2 separate regions of the Homo sapiens genome follow, and region 1 is linked to region 2. A link is a loop called in an ENCODE intact Hi-C map of the cell type or tissue named here. Cell type or tissue: spleen. All regions are shown on one strand.

The links. Peaks named below come from ENCODE experiments on the same cell type or tissue, not always from the same donor. Only the 100,000 strongest peaks of a DNase experiment are listed, where the experiment ranks them.
Region 1: it touches region 2 in a loop (5-fold over the local background); 4 of 110 quality-filtered maps call a loop at or near these places.

The regions. Positions count from the first base shown.
Region 1 is chr7:67,622,110-67,630,109 of GRCh38, forward strand. It overlaps the pseudogene MTATP6P21 and the pseudogene MTCO3P41. Among named protein-coding and RNA genes, the nearest start is that of LINC01372, 290 kb to the left of the region's middle. In spleen, a CTCF peak has its summit at 3,226 (motif pointing right); a DNase peak (open chromatin) is centred at 3,313; H3K4me3 peaks cover 314 bases; H3K27me3 peaks cover 2,469 bases.
Region 2 is chr7:68,160,111-68,168,110 of GRCh38, forward strand. The region is part of intron 4 of LOC105375341 (a long non-coding RNA gene); the gene reads right to left. Among named protein-coding and RNA genes, the nearest start is that of LINC01372, 830 kb to the left of the region's middle. In spleen, no CTCF peak of the experiment used is centred here; a DNase peak (open chromatin) is centred at 3,076.

The DNA of each region.
Region 1 (8,000 bases), 540 kb before region 2:
TCTTTCTTTTGCCTATTAAACTTCTGTTCTTAACCTCACTCCGGTGTGTCCGCATCCTAGTTTTCTGTGGCTGTGAGAAAACGAACCTTGGGTATTTACCCTAGACAACGATGCTGCTTCACTTCCAGAGGTGCCTCTAGCTTCTCTCTGCTGAAGTCCACTGCCTCTCCCTGCAGCCCTCCTGGATGAGGTCTAAAACCACACTTGGTCCATAGGAGACACACATGGATGCTTTGTCCTGACATGCTCTGGAACAGGAAGACTTCAAATGCAAGCACCTCTTCTGGGGTTTTGTCTGCTGGCAGCTAGCTAACCCATCTCTCACCTTCATGTTTCTTGGGTAGGAAATAGACCAAACCCTTTTGTCTTCTAATAGAGGGGATATATAGTAACCATATATTTGGGGGTTTCTGCTGAAGCCCCAAAGCCCCCTTCTCCAAGCTCAAGGAGAAGAGCAGGCACCTTGCAGTCCTCACCCTTGATAGGAAGTAAGATTTACAGTACATCAACAGCTAGTCCTAAAACCCTTTGCTATCTCCTTTCCTTGAAGTCCCTGATGCCAAACCTGGGTCAGGCAGAAGTGTCTCTTCTATTTGGAGGTGGGGGATTGGGGTGAGGTTGGGACTAAGTACAGCTTTCTTCAAAGAAGCTGTCTGCAAAAATCATCCCCAATCTCCAACTTTTTTTTTTTTTTTCTGAGACAGAGTTTTGCTCCGTTGCCCAGACTGGAGTGCAGTGGCACAATCCCGGCTCACTGAAACCTCTGCTTCCTAGGTTCAAGCGATTCTCCTGCCTCAGCCTCTGGAGTAGCTGGGATTGCAGGTGTGCACCACCATGCCTGGCTAATTTTTTGTATTTTTAGTAGAGACTGGGTTTCACCATGTTGGCCAGGCTGGTCTCGAACTCCTGACCCCGTGATCCGCCCACCTCAGCCTCCCAAAGTGCTGGGATTACAGGCCTGAGCCACCACGCCTGGCCTCTCCGATCTCCAACTCTTAACCCTTGGTATGGGTGGGAGGTTTAGGAGTTATTAAGCTATAATTCAGACAGCTCTTTGGTTATGTCATTTGTGCGTGTCTTAGATCTCTTTTGGAATGTGATGACTATTGTCTTTAGTGCCTTTGTTTCAGCCTCATGCGATGCTCTGACTATATTGACTGGCCTGTCTTCCTTCCCACTTGTTTCTAAGCTCTTGGAGGTGAGGTTCAGGTTTGATTAATTTCTATCTTCAACAAGCAGCCTGGGTCTAGCTCGTGGTAAGCACTTGGTGCGTTCTTGCTGAACCAATGAATAAATGCCACAAATCTCTTTCAGCGAATAATCAGTAATTTATTGAGCAAATAAATGATCAAATGCTGGGCCTTGCGCAGAGGGAGCAATGATCACATCTACCACAGGGCACAGTTTTAGAGCGCTTCCACAGTAGTTGGGATGAGTGGTTATTGGGTGTCAAAGTATTTGTCAATGTCCAATTCCAAGGCTGGGGCAGAGAAAGCATGGGATAAACCTAGATGATCTTGTGATGCCAAAAAGTAAATTACTTGGCTGGGGGGAAGAGGAAGGGCATGCCAGAAGGACATAGGAACCAGCCTGAAGGAGCCCTCAGTGGCCAAATCTGGGCCAAGCTGGGCAACAAAATAAAAATAAATAATGATAGTAATGCATTACAACGCATAGAATAAAAAATCAGTATCCGGAAGTCCACACTGGCATGCATGAGTAAATAATTACATAAATAAATTGAAGAGTGGGGAAAGCACTTCTTTACGGTAGAATTCTGATCATTAAATGTAGAAGGGATGATGGAAATAGGCAAACACCAGAGTAGTAAGTGCTTTAGGCAAAAATCAATGGATGCTGAAATGAGTGGGCAAAAGCGTGGCGAGAAAAGTGATACTCACATAATCTCAAAGTATATCCCCTTTGATACTTATTAGTTACAAAGAGAAAAATGGTAACTTTACAGTAGAGATCCCAGTAATCCCAATTTTATCAGGTGATCAAATTTAAAGATCACTATGGGTCGAGTATCCCTTATCAGAAGTGCTTGGGTCCAGAAGTGTTTTGGATTTTGGATGTTTCTGGATTTTGGAATATCTGCATGTACATAATAGGATATCTTGGGGATGAGACCCGAGTCTAAAGACAAAATTCATTGATGTTTTATTTACACCTAATACACATAGCCTGAAGGTAATTTTATACAATATTTCTAAACATTTTGTGCATGAAAAAAAAGTTTTGACTGTGTTTTAACTGTGACCCATCACATGAGTCAGGTGTGGAATTTTCCACCTGCACTCTAAAAGTTTTGGGTTTTGGAGCATCAAGCCTCACAGATTTTGGATTTTCAGATGAGAGAGTCTCACCCAATAGAGAGAAGACACAGTGACATCATGAGCCTGCTGGCCTGATGCACTGAGAAGGGGACAGCCTCACATCTGTGGTGCTTTTGCCTTCAAATACTGAATTTAGATATGAGGAGACCTCAGACTGATCCAAACTTGGGGACATTCTAGAAACTAACTGGCTAGTACTCTTCAAAAATGGCAAGATCATGAAAGAACAGACTGAGAACTATTCTAGACAGGGGGATGTTTAAAGAGACCCAACAAATGAAGGCAACATCATATCCTAGATAGGATCTTGGATCAGATAAAGGCTGTTCGTGGAACAATCGGAGAAGCGTGAGAAAGATGTGTAGGTTAATTTACAGTATCTCATCAACTTTGACTAATGTAGATGAGTGCATTGTGCCTGTGTAAAATGCATTAATATTTCGAGAAAGTTGCTAAGGGTTTATGATAATTACTTGTACTGTGGGTGCAACTTTTAAAAATAAATTTGAATTTATTTCAAAGGAGTTTGAGACCAGCATGGGAGTTGGTCAAGCCCCCTCTCTACAAAGAAAAAAAGATTATTAGCCAGGTGTGGTGGCTTAAGCCTGTAGTCCCAGCTACTAGGGAGGCTGAGGTGGGAGGATTGCTTGAGCCTGGGAGGTGGAGGCTGCAGTGAGCTGTGATGGTGCCACTGCACTCCAGCCTGGGCAACATAGCGAGACCCTGTTCCATCCCCCAAAGCATAAAAAAGTTAAAAAATAAATTAAAACTATGCCTTATTTTTAAGAAGTTAGTATCTCCCTCTTGAAGCTCATCCCTCTCTTGACTTTTTCAAGCATCTCAATCCAAAAGGGTTGGTTTCATCCCCCCTCCCACTGATTTGATCAGATCTTGCTATGGTTCCTCATGGCCACATGGTGTCGCTGTTGGCACTCTGTCCTGCCTCATCTTGCCGGCCTGGCAGATCCAGCTCCCTGCAGAGGCCCCCGGGAATAGCCATGGATGAGCCACGCCCCCAATCTCGAGCTTGGCGAAGGCGCTCTAGGCTTGAATCCTCCGAGGTCGTCGTTCTCAGGGCTCAGCCCTTTCAGTTCACATCCCGAGCCTCCTCTGATGGACCAGCTCACCCTGGAAATCGACTGGCTGGGCACTGGTGTGCTGCCTCTCCCAGCCCTTGAACCCTCCGTCTTCCCCGCTTGAATTGCACATCTTCAAGACGCTACAGACACCCTAGCTCCTCTGTCCTGCTCCCAGGGGAGACTGTAGGGATGCAGCCCTCTAAGAGACACTCCTTCAGGAATTCCAAGGTGTCCACACTTGCTTCTCTGGGAGGGAGGAGCAAGCTCAGTATGACTTTCTGTGCCCTCTCTCATTAGACATGAGCTCAAAAATTTGAGCACTTCATTTATTCACTTTCTACAAAAAATATTTATCAAGTGTCGGCTTTGGACTGGGCTCTCTGTTCTAGGGATTAATAAAAAGATCTTGGCTGTAAATCTAAAGGCAGACGTCATGAAACAAATCAAGAGTTAAGACTCTGTAAGGATGGGGTGCTGTGGGTACCTGACGGGAAAACCTTGCTCACCAGGTCTAACCGTGGAAGCTGGCACTTGAATTGAATCCTGGAAGAAGAAAAGTACCAGCTGATATACAAGAGGAAGAAGGACATTTTTCTCTGCGGGAGCAGCAAATATTCAGACCCCGAGTCTGAACGAAGACATCCTAATGTGTTCCTACAACTGTCTCCTTTAGTGCTCCTTTAATGCATTTGACCTTATTCTCATTCCTCTTTTTTTTTTTTTTTTTTTTTTGAGACAATGTCTTGCTCTGTTGCCCAGGCTAGAGTGCAGTGGTGCAGTCATAGCTCACTGCAGCCTAGACCTCCTCGGGCTTGAGCAATCCTCCCGCCTCAGCCTTCTGAGTAGCTGGGACCACAGATGTGCACCATCATGTCTGGCTAATTTTTTTTTTTTTTTTGAGATGGAGTCTCGCTCTGCCACCCAGGCTGGAGTGCAGTGATGTGACCTCAGCTCACTGCAACCTCTGCCTCCCGGGTTCAAGCGGTTCTCCTGTCTCAGCCTCCCGAGTAGCTGGGACCACAGGTGTGCACCACCACACCTGGCTAATTTTTGTATTTTCAGTGGAGGCAGGGTTTTGCCATGTTGGCCAGGTTGGTCTCAAACTCCTGACCTCAAGTGATCTGCCTGCCTCAGCCTCCCAAAGTGCTGGGATCACAGGCATCAGCCACAGTGCCTGCCTCTTGTCCAGCTTATTTTTATTTTTATTTTTTTGTAGAGATGGGGTCTTACTATGTTGCCCAGGCTGGCCTTGAACTTCTGGGCTCAAGTGATCCTCCTGCCTTGGCCTCCCAAAGTGCTGGGATTATAGGTATGAGCCACCACGCCTGGCTTCTGTTTTATTTTCTGTTTTGTTCTTCTGCCTCTCCACACTGGTCTATGAGCTCTGAGTGGGCGGGCACCTTGTCTTCAATGTTGACTTTATTCCCAGTGCCTAGGACCAGGTAGAGTCTCAGCTTTAAAAAAGTGACCAATTAATGAAACAGCTTAATGTATTAGTTAGTGGCAATGCAAGCTGTGGCTCCATCTGGCTGGGGTGATGTTTAGGGGAGCAGCAACTTCCAAGGCTATAGAGTCTGGCAAAAGGTGGGTCACATAGAACCTTGTGTGCTGAGCCTGGGAGGAGCTTTTGCTTCATCTTGAAGCCAGTGGGGAGCCTCGGAATCTATTGACCAGAAGAATAAGGTAATTGCATTTGTCTTGAAGGCTAGCTCTGCTGCAGCCTGGAAGCTACCTGAGAGGGGTTAAGGGGAGAGGCAGTGAGAACAGCAGGAGGCTTTTGCTGAGATTTGGGCAAATGACAAAAAGGTCCTGAGCCTAGAAGATCTTGTGATGCCAAAAAGTAAGAAACTATTTGAGAAAACAGAAGTATGGAGGCATGTCAGAAGGACACAGGAACCGGCTTGAAGGAGCTCCCAGTGACCAAATTTGGGACAAGTTGAGCAACAAAGTAAAATAATGGGCCGGACGTGGTGGCTCGTTTCTGTGATCCCAGCACTTTGAGAGACCGAGACAGGCAGATCGCTTGAGCCTAGGAGTTTGAGACCAGCCTGGGCAACATGGTGAGACCCCATCTCTACAAAAAAAAAAAAAAAAAAAAAGGAAAAAAAAGAAAAAATACAAAAATTAGCCTGGCGTGGTGGTGCACCAGCCTGTGGTCCCAGCTACTGAGAGGCCGAGGCGGACAGATTGCTTGAGCCCAGGAGTTTGAGACCAGCCTGGGCAACACGGTGAAATCCCATCTCCACAAAAAAAAAAAAACAACAAAAATTAACTGGATGTGGTGGCCCACACCTTTAGTTCCAGTTACAGCTGGCCACTTACTAATGCACTTAATTGGAGGAGCTATACTAATATTATCAACTATTAATTTACCCACAGCTTCAAGTACATTCATTATTCTAGTTTTATTAACCACCCTCGAATTTGCTGTAGCCCTTTTTCAGGCCTACATCTTTACACTACTAGTAAGCCTCTACTTCCATGACAACACATAATGACCCACCAAACTCATGCCTATCAGATGGGCCAAGCCTAGCCCCTGACCACTGATGGGAGCCCTTTCAGCACTACTAGTAGCATCCAGCCTAGCCATATGATTTCATTCTAACTCTGCTACCCTCCTGACTCCGCTACCCCTCCCTTCCCTTCCCTTCCCTACTAACCAATACATTAATAACATATCAATTGATGATGTGATATTATCTGAGAAGGCACATTCCAAGGCCACCATACATCAATCATCCAAAAAGTTCTTCCATATGGAATGATCTTATTCATTGTTTCAGAGGTGCTCTTCTTCACTGGTTTCTTCTGAGCGTTCTACCAGGAGGCTGAGGCAGGTGGATCGCTTGAGCCTGGGAGGTGCAGGCTGCAGTGAGCTGTGATTGCACCACTGCACTCCAGCCTGAACAACAGAGCGAGAACCTGTCTCAAAAACAATGATAGTCATGGATTATAACACATTGAATAAAAATCAATATCCAGGTGTCTACACTGGCATACATGAGTAAAGAATTAGATGCATACTTTGCAGAGAAGGGAGAGTGATTCTTTACAGATTCCTGTGACTACTAGGTGTAGAAGGGATGATCTTCCAGGCTCAGGACTTCTAGGCTGTGAGGGGGCTGAAGAGAAGGACAGGTACTATGGAGGTAGCTGGGAGAACAAGCATGGCCCCGACAAGATGGCGGCACCCACCCAGATGGCCCAGCCATTCTCGGAGGAGAGAAGAGTTTGAATCTGAACACTTTAAATGGGTGGTGCCTGGGTGTGCGACATCCCGGATAAAATTCCATGGACAGCATAGGACCTGTGGGTTTGAAGATGAAAAGGAAGATAGGAGATGGTCAAGGAGATTTGGGACTTACCAAGGTAAAGATGGAGGTAATGCCGTGGGTGTGAATGGCGGCATCCCAAGGGAGAATGCCCAGCGCGTTAACTCTGGATGGAGCCACAGCGTTATCAACAGAGAAGAGAAAGAAAAACCCAGCAAAGGAGACTGAGAGAAGTCATGGAAACCAAGAGGCCGTGAATTACAGAAATCAAAGAAGACGTTTCTACGAGTGAGTAGTCCACAAGGTCAAATGCAGCAGCCAGATCCAGCCAAACAAAGACTGGATCCTGTCCCTTGGGTTAGACTGTCTGGGCTTTGGTGGCTGCAGAAGCAGCACTGGTGGAGAGGTGTGGTCAGAGCGAGATCACGATGGGGTGAAGGGTTGGAGAGAGGAGACAGTCACTGCTCTAGCCCCATGGGTCCCTCAGTCCTTACCCCACCTCCCGTGAGCTCTCTCCCCATTTCCCGCCTTTGCATGCTTCCAGAGCCAGCTCCAAGCTGTCCCTCTCTCCTTATCTCACCTCTGTGGAAGACTTAATTCTTCCTTTATCTGCGTTGCTAAGATAATTCACTATACCTCTTAGGACACTTTTTTTTTTTTTTTTTTGTCTACATAACCTGTAAGGTGAGCTATATTTATATGTAACCTACACTCTCTATATTTATATATTTATTTATTTGGAGGTAAGGTCTTGCTGTGTCACCCAGGCTGGAGTGCAGTGGCACAATCATGGCTCACTGCAGCCTCCACCTCCCGGGCTCAAGCCATCCTCCTGCCTCACCCTCCTGAGTAGATGGGACTAGAGGCACGCACCACCACACTGGGCTAATGTTTAAAATTTTTCATGGAGACGGGATCTCCCTAGGTTGCCCAGGCTGGTCCGGTATCTCCCTAGGTGGCCCAGGCTGGTCCCAAACTCCTAGGCTCAAGCAATCTTCCAGCCTTGGCCTTCCAAAGTGCTGGGGTTACGTGCATGAGCCACTGTGCCTGGCGTCATCTATATATTTATATCTGTGTGTCCCCATGTAGTTCCCTCCTTTTATCTGCTTCTTTACGACTCTCCGAGCTCCCTTCCTTCCTCCCTCCTCCCATACAATTAAGCAGAAACAGAAGCCCTAAGAAAGAAAAAGAGGGCCCAAGAAAATTCTTGGGTGTGGGAGGAAGAGTCTCTCAGGAGAGTTTGCAGGGCTGTTTTCTGTTGTCAGTACTAGGTCACTGTGGGACTTGGGGAAGAGAGAGAGAGAGAA
Region 2 (8,000 bases):
GGTGTGGTGGCAGGCACCTGTAATCCCAGCTACTTGGGAGGCTGAGGCAGGGGAATCACTTGAACCCAGAAGGCGGAGGTTGCAGTGAGCCACGATCATGCCACTGCACTCCAGCCCAGGCGACAGTAAAAAAAAAAAAAAAAAAAGAATTTCTCTATTCCTATAACTTCATCCTATGCACCAGGACTACAGGCATGAGCCACCATGCCAGCCTAAGTGGTAACTTTTAGGGCATGATACAGATAATCCAATCACCTCCAGGTACAAGTCATCAGGAAATAGACCATCTGATGAATTAAACTCTTGTCTTCACAAACACCCCTTCACGTCTGTTAAATGCCTACTTGAGCTAAAGCATTGAAAGGAATAAACTACCAGGAATAAAGGTGTTGGAGCTTGATTCTTAAAGGTCAGCTTGGGGTGAGGGGGAGCAAAATTTCTTTCCTTTATGTCTAAGTTGCAAAAAAATGATTGACCTCTGATATTTCCTACAAGTTAATCTTTGATTTCATGAAAAGAATTGACTTAAGTACTAGAAATTCTAAAGAAAATTCTAAAGGAATTCTACCTCTAGCTTCAAATGGTGAATTTCCTTTATGAATTCCTTTTGGGGAGAAGACATGGCAATTTTTGTTGGCTGAATTCACATATCTTGAGCTTTATGAACTAAATGATGAGGAAGACTGTTGAGGACTGTTGGAGCAAATTCCTCCTACGCAACTAAGTCACATAAGTAGATTGTGTCATTTGAGAAATGATAGCTCAGAACTCCAACACGTTACAGAGAGGTTGTTGAGAATATATTGAAGGCCAAAGGTAGTGAATCACCAGACAGGCGTAAGTGTGCATTGAATGGTGTTTTGGGCTCTTACCGTATTCAAGGCAAAACACATTTACTTGAATTACTTCATTTAACCCTCACAGTAACCCCACTGAGTTGAGTGTTATTGGCCTCATTTTATAGGTGAGTAAACAGAAACTTTAAGAGATTTAATAACTCTCTCAAGTCTCTGAACAAGTGAGTAGCAGATTCAGCCCTCAAATCCAGTGTATAGTTTTGCTCTTAACCATTTTTTTTCATATTTGGTTGTGTTATATGCAGTCTGGAATATGATCTTGCTTTCATAGCATGATTTTGCTGTCAAACCATATTTTTATCTGGACTGAAAGTTACATTCTCCAGAGAACCAGAGTGTTATAAATGCAGATTTTCTAATAAATCTGGACTCAAGAAGGGAGGTTCTTATTGCAGAGTTTGGTTTCATGCACAGAAAAGGTAGAGTTCCTTATTTTCCAGGTATCTAGGAAATGGTGATGAATACCAAGAAGGATCTTAATGGATGTGCTTGTTTATTTTATTTATTTATTTGTTTTTGTGATGGAGTCTTGCTCTGTTGCCCAAGCTGGAGGGCAGTGGTGCAATCTTGGCTCACTGCAACCTCCGCCTCCTGGGTTTAAGTAATTTTCATGCCTCAGCCTCCTGAGTAGCTGGGAGCGTGCAACTACACCTGGCTAATTTTTGTATTTTTAGTAGAGATAGGGTTTCACCATGTTGGCCAGGCTAGTCTCGAACTCCTGACTTCAGGTGATCCACCTGCCTCGGCCTCCCAAAGTGCTGGGATTCGAGGCTTGAGCCACTGTGCCTGGCCTACAAGTTTATTTTTGATTTCATGAGAAGAAATCAACTTAAGTATTAGATAACCTTAACTCTGGTTCCACTTCTCCCATTATCTTGTTGTGTGGTTTTGGAAAAGTTAATGAACCTCTCTGGATGTTGGGTTTCTTAAAGCAGGCAAAGCACATTTACCATCCTTCATTCACAGCATTATTAGGAACAAATAAAATATTATGTGTACAACGACAAATATTTCAGTCCCCAGTAGTGAATGGAGAAGGCCATAGTTGTGTTTGAGGTGGTTTTTATGTATCTGTGGCCAGGATGTAGCCTTGGGCTGAATGTATTTTTAGGTTCTTGCATTTGTAGGAAAAGCAGTATAGATACAGGAAGATTTGGGCTCAGACTGGGTGCAGTGGCTCACACCTGTAATCCCAGCACTTTGGGAGGCCTAGGTGAGAGGATTGCTTGAGGCCAGGAGTTTGAGATCAACCTGGGCAACGCAGCAAGAGCCCATCTCTACACACACAAACACAAAAAACAAAATTAGCCAGGTATAGTGGTGCACACCTGTCATCCTAGCTACTTGCAAGGCTGAGGCAGGAGAATTGATTGAGATCAGGAGCTGGAGGCTGCAGTGAGCTATGATTGCACAATTGCGCTCCAGCTTGGGTGAGAGAGCAAGACCCTGACTTGCTTTCTCGATATAGGGAGACTCCATCTCTACAAAAAATAATTTTTAAAAATGAGCTGGACATGGCAAGACATGCCTGTGGTCCCAGTTACTCAGGAGGCTGAGGCAGGAGGATCGCTTGAGTCCAGGAGGTCGAGGCTGCAGTGAGCTCTGATCATGCCACTGTACACTGATCAAGCCTGGGTGGAGTACTCCCTCCCTTCAGAGGGAGACCCTGTCAGAAAAGAAAAAATAAAAAGATCTGGGGTTGGTGTTTCAAGTAAATAAAAATTTGCCAGTGAGTAGGGGGGCAATTGGATATCACTAAAGGGGGACACTTCAGGGAGGACTTTGATCACCACTTCAATGTTACCTAGAATTATCCTCCACCCCTACCATTAGAATAGCGACCCAGCTTGGGAAGGATAGGGATTCCCGCCTCCACCCCCCGCCTCCCAGTTTGGGTAGTTTCTTCATACACATGCACAGAGCAGTATTCAAAGATTCAGACAGAGGCTCACTCCTTCTGTCGCCTAGGCTGGAGTGCAGTGGTGTGATCTCAGCTCACTGCAACCTCCACCCCCACCAGGGTTCAAGCCATTCTCCTGCCTCAGCCTCCCCAGTAGCAGGAATTGCAGGCGTGCACAACCATGCCCGGCTACTTTTTGTATTTTTAGTAGAGACGGGGTTACGCCATGTTGCCAAGGCTGGTCTGTGAATCTCTGGATCTCTCTCTGGCTCGGCTTCCTTATCTCCAGGAAACATCCATGCAAACTCCAGCCTCCTGGCCTCCTGCCCTAGAACCACACTCTGTCCCCTTGATTCTGCAAGGCTTTGCTGTGCTCCCTGGCCATTGGGATTAGCCATGGTACCTCTCTGCAGGGAGTGAGTTGGGGCACTCCTACAGGTCACCTCATTGGCTGGTCTTCTTGCAACGATCAATGTCCTGTGTTGTCTATTGTTCAATCTCCGAAAACTCTTGTTTCTTCCATTTATCTGATGTTCTAGTCATTTAAGGCTGGAGTGGAACTCTGATCCTTGTTTTTCCTTCATGGCTAGAAATGGAAATCTTTCACTTCATTTATGTATTTATTTAATTTCATTTTATTTTTTTTTTGAGATGGAGTCTCACTCTCTCACCCAGGCTGGAGTGCAGTGGCGTGATCTCTGCTCACTGCAACCTCTGCCTCCTGGGTTCAAGCGATTCTCCTGCCTCAGCCTCCCGAGTAGCTGGGACTACAGGTGCATGCCACCACACCCAGCTAATTTTTGTATTTTTTAGTAGAGATGGGGTTTCACCATGTTGGCCAGGATGGTCTCAATCTCTTGACCTCATGATCTGCCCACCTTGGCCTCCCACAGTGTTGGGATTACAGGCGTGAGCCACTGTGCCTAGCCTTTATTTATTTATTTATTTATTTATTTATTTATTTGAATTTTTTTATTTTTTGAGACGGAGTCTCGCTCTGTTGCCCAGGCTGGAGTGCAGTGGCGCGATCTCGGCTCACTGCAAGCTCCACCTCCCGGGTTCACGCCGTTCTCCTGCCTCAGCCTCCCGAGTAGCTGGGACTACAGGCGCCCACCATCACACCCAGCTAATTTTATGTATTTTTAGTAGAGACGGAGTTTCACCGTGTTAGCCAGGATGGTCTCGATCTCCTGACCTCGTGATCCACCCACCTTGGTCTCCCAAAGTGCTGGGATTACAGGAGTGAGCCATCACCCCCAGCCGGGCCTTTATTTTTAATATGTGATTCAGGATTGCCTTTTCCACATAAATTTCTCCAACTATTTCAGTACTTATGCTCTCTCTCTCTCTCTCTCTCTCTATTTGGGGGGACAGGGTCTCGCTCTGTCACCCAGGCTAAAGTAGTGGCACTGTCTCAGCTCACTGTGACCTCCACCTCCTGGGTTCAAGCGATTCTCCTGCCTCAGCCTCCCAAGTAGCTGGGATTATAGGCGTACGCCACCACGTCTGGCTAATTTTTGTATTTTTAGTAGAGATGGGGTTTCACCATGTTGACCAGGCAGGTCTCAAACTCCCGACCTTGTGATCTGCCTGCCTTGGCCTCCCAAAGTGCTGGGATTACAGGCGTGAGCCACTGCACCTGGCCTCGCCTTGTTTTTAATACATGATTCAGGATTGCCTTTTCCACATAGATTTCTCCAACTATTCCAGTTCTTATTCTCTCTCTCTCTTTCTTTAGCGGGGACAGGGTCTCACTCTTGCCCAGACTGAAGTACAGTGGCACGATCTCAGCTCACTGCAACCTCTGCCTCCCAGGTTCAAGGGATTCTCATGCCTCAGCCTCTCAAGTAGCTGGGACTACAGGCACACGCCACCACACCCGGCTAATTTTTGTATTTTTAGTAGAGATGGAGTTTCGCCATGTTGGCCGGGCTGGTCTCGAACTCCTGGTCTCAAGAGATCTGCCTTCCTCGGCCTCCCTAAGTGTGGGATTACAGGTGTGAGCCACCGCACCCTGCCCCAGTTCTTACTCTCTATCTGTCTCCTGATAGATGGGGTGATGTGCAGCAGCCCCTTGTCCCTGTGCTAGGCAGCCAATTAAAACAAATCTCACTAATTCTGTATGCAGCAACTCACAGGAGATTCACAAGCAATCTGTATGGTAGGTGAGATCATTTTTGCTTCCGTGAATCAAAAGTAACATAGCTGATGGCAAAGACAGGATTTGGACCCATGTCCTCTGAGTCTTCATATGGCATGTTAAAATAACATCTATATAGAACAAAGGGTTAGAAGGAAGAAATGAGGGCCAGGCACAGTGGCTCATGCCTGTAAACCCAGCACTTTCAGAGACTGAGGCAGGAGAATTGCTTGAGGCCAGGAGTTTGAGATCAACCAGGGCAACATAGCAAGACCCTATCCCTACACACACACAAAAAAATCCCTACAAAATTAGCCAGGCGTGGTGGTATACACCTGTAGTCCCAGCTACTTGGGGGACTGAGGCAGGAGAATTGCTTGAGCTCAGGAGTTGGAGGCTGCAGTGAGCTATGATCACACCATTGCACTCCAACTTGAGTGACAGACTGAGACCCTGACTCTGAAAAAAAAAAAAAGAAAAGAGAAAAAGAAAGAAGAACATCAGGCCAGGCATGGTGGCTCATGCCTGTAATCCCACCACTTTGGGAAGCCAAGGCAGGCGGATCACTTGAGGCCAGGAGTTTGAGACCAGCCTGGCCAACATGGTGAAATTCCATCTCTACTAAAAATACAAAAAATTAGCCAAGCGTCGTGGCATATGCCTGTAATTCCAGCTACCTGAGAGGCTGAGGCAGGAGAATTGCTTGAACTTGGGAGGGGGAGGCTGCAGTGAGCCAAGATTGCACCACTGCACTCCAGCCTGGGTGACTGAGCAAGACTTTATCTTAAAAAATAATAATAATAAAAATAAAAATCTAGAAAAAAATACAACTGACTATTTAGCTTATCTACAGATATAAACAAAAGCACTGGGTGAAAGAAATAACATATTTTGTTGTAGGACTCTACTGTGACCAAACCAGATTTCTAGATTGAGTCATTTTTAATTTTTCACCCACTTTACCCCAGTAATAACAAGAGTGTAACCAATGTCTTTTTGCATAAAACTGTTCTTTCCTCACCAATCTTGAATTATTGCTTTAAGATAAGTTTTCAGAACCAGAATTCAGAGATAATGTTTCTGTGTACTTTTACTATTCTTTACAGATAATTCTGAAAAGAGGGAACTAATTCATATTCTAACCAAAAGTATATGAGGCTGCACATTGCATTATATATTCCTCACAATTTGGATCATCATTTTTCTATCTTTGCTAATTTCACAGACAGAAAAGGACCTCCTACTTTATTGTATTTTTCCATTTCTGCTGTGGCTATATATTGTTCTAAAAGTTTGTTAGAAATTCTTTGTGTTTTTTGTTTTATGAGTGGATCTCTAAGTGTTTATTTAAATTATTCATTTGCTCTGTAGAAGATAATTAAATATTAAATACACGAATCATTTGTTATATTTGTTGGAAAATGTTAATTATTTTAACCCCAAATTTTTTTCATGTAAAATATGGAGGTTGCCTTCCCGAAGCCCTGATATTTAAGCAAGCAGTTTAGAAGAAAGCAAGGCTGTGCTTGTATGAAATAAACATCTCTGCTGTCAGTTAACTATATCCACCTAATCCCCCGGATTTTACCTTGTATGTAACTGGCTTCCTCCCCACCCCATCTCCGCCTTCCATTTTTGAGCTGCAATTCCTCCTCTAAGTGGGATTTGAAATATGAACAAATGGTAATTGTCTTTTATCTCATCTCCATCTCTCTCTCCTCCCCTCCCAGACTCTGCTTATGCATTAAGTACCATAACATTCACAGGATGGGCCTGCGAACCATCTGCCATTACACAGAGAGAGCAGTTGAGAAGAAATCATGTGTAGATTAAAGGCTGTCTCCTTCTGTCACTTAAACAAGCACATCCCAGATTTGTACTGTAATATAAATGAGAGAGGTAAGCTAAATGTCTGGGCCGTTTAAGTTGTATGAAATTAGTACCGTGTGGTTGGACAATTCCCCAGAAGGTACTGGGAGAAACATCATCCCATGAATATCTCGGTGGAATTTTTTAAAATATAGGATGGAGGGCTGGGCACAGTGGCTCATGCCTGTAATCCCAGCACTTTGGGAGGCCGAGGTGGGTGGACCACGAGGTCAGGAGATCGAGACCATCCTGGCCAATATGGTGAAACCCCGTCTCTACTAAAAATACAAAAATTAGCTGGCATGGCGGTGAGTGCCTGTAATCCCAGCTACTCGGGAGGCTGAGGCAGGAGAATTGCTTGAAACTGGGAGTCGGAGGTTGCAGTCAGCCAAGATCATGTCACTGTAAAACAGAGAGAGACTCCGTCTCAAAAAAAAAAAATTTATATATATATATGATGAAGAGCAAGAGAAGATAGCAGCAGTTAATCAAGGCAGAAAGCTAAAGACAGCGAAATAAAATATTTGTTCAAAATCTGTTACACGTGATTGCATCTGTGCCATGTGAAAAATCATTTGTTCATTGATTCATTCACTCATCCACTTATTCACTCAACACATGGGCATGGCATGCTAAGGGCAAGGTGGTGACTGTGTGTGAGTTTGGTACAGTCTTGGCTCCTATAAACATCACGGGCTAATGGAGGTGTAGACAAGCAAATAAATAACCAAGTGCTATGATCAGGATGAGGTTCTTAAAAGGGCCTGCCCTTTGCAGCTGACACATCTCAATTAGACTTTGAGCCTAGGAAACTCACTGGCTGTATGACTTTGGACTTAAACTTTCTGAGGCTTAAATCTATCATTTATAATATATGCATAAAAACATCTCTCTCTGGCCAGGCGTGGTGGCTCACACCTGTAATCTCAGCACTTTGGATGCCCTCCTAGTTTTGGTAGTTTCTTTTTCCTCAATTTGGAGGCTGAGGCAGGAGGATCTCTTGAGATTGGGAGTTCAAGACCAGCCTGGGTGACATAGGGAGAACCCCATCTCTACAAAAAGATTTTTAAAAAATTAAGCAGGCATGGTGGTACATGCCTGTAGTCCCAGCTACACAGGAGGTCAAGGCAGGAGGATTGCTTGAGCCCAGGAGTTTGAGGCTGCATTGAGCTATGATCATGCCACTGCACTCCAGCCTGGGTGACAGAGTAAGACCCTGTCTCAAAAAAATAAA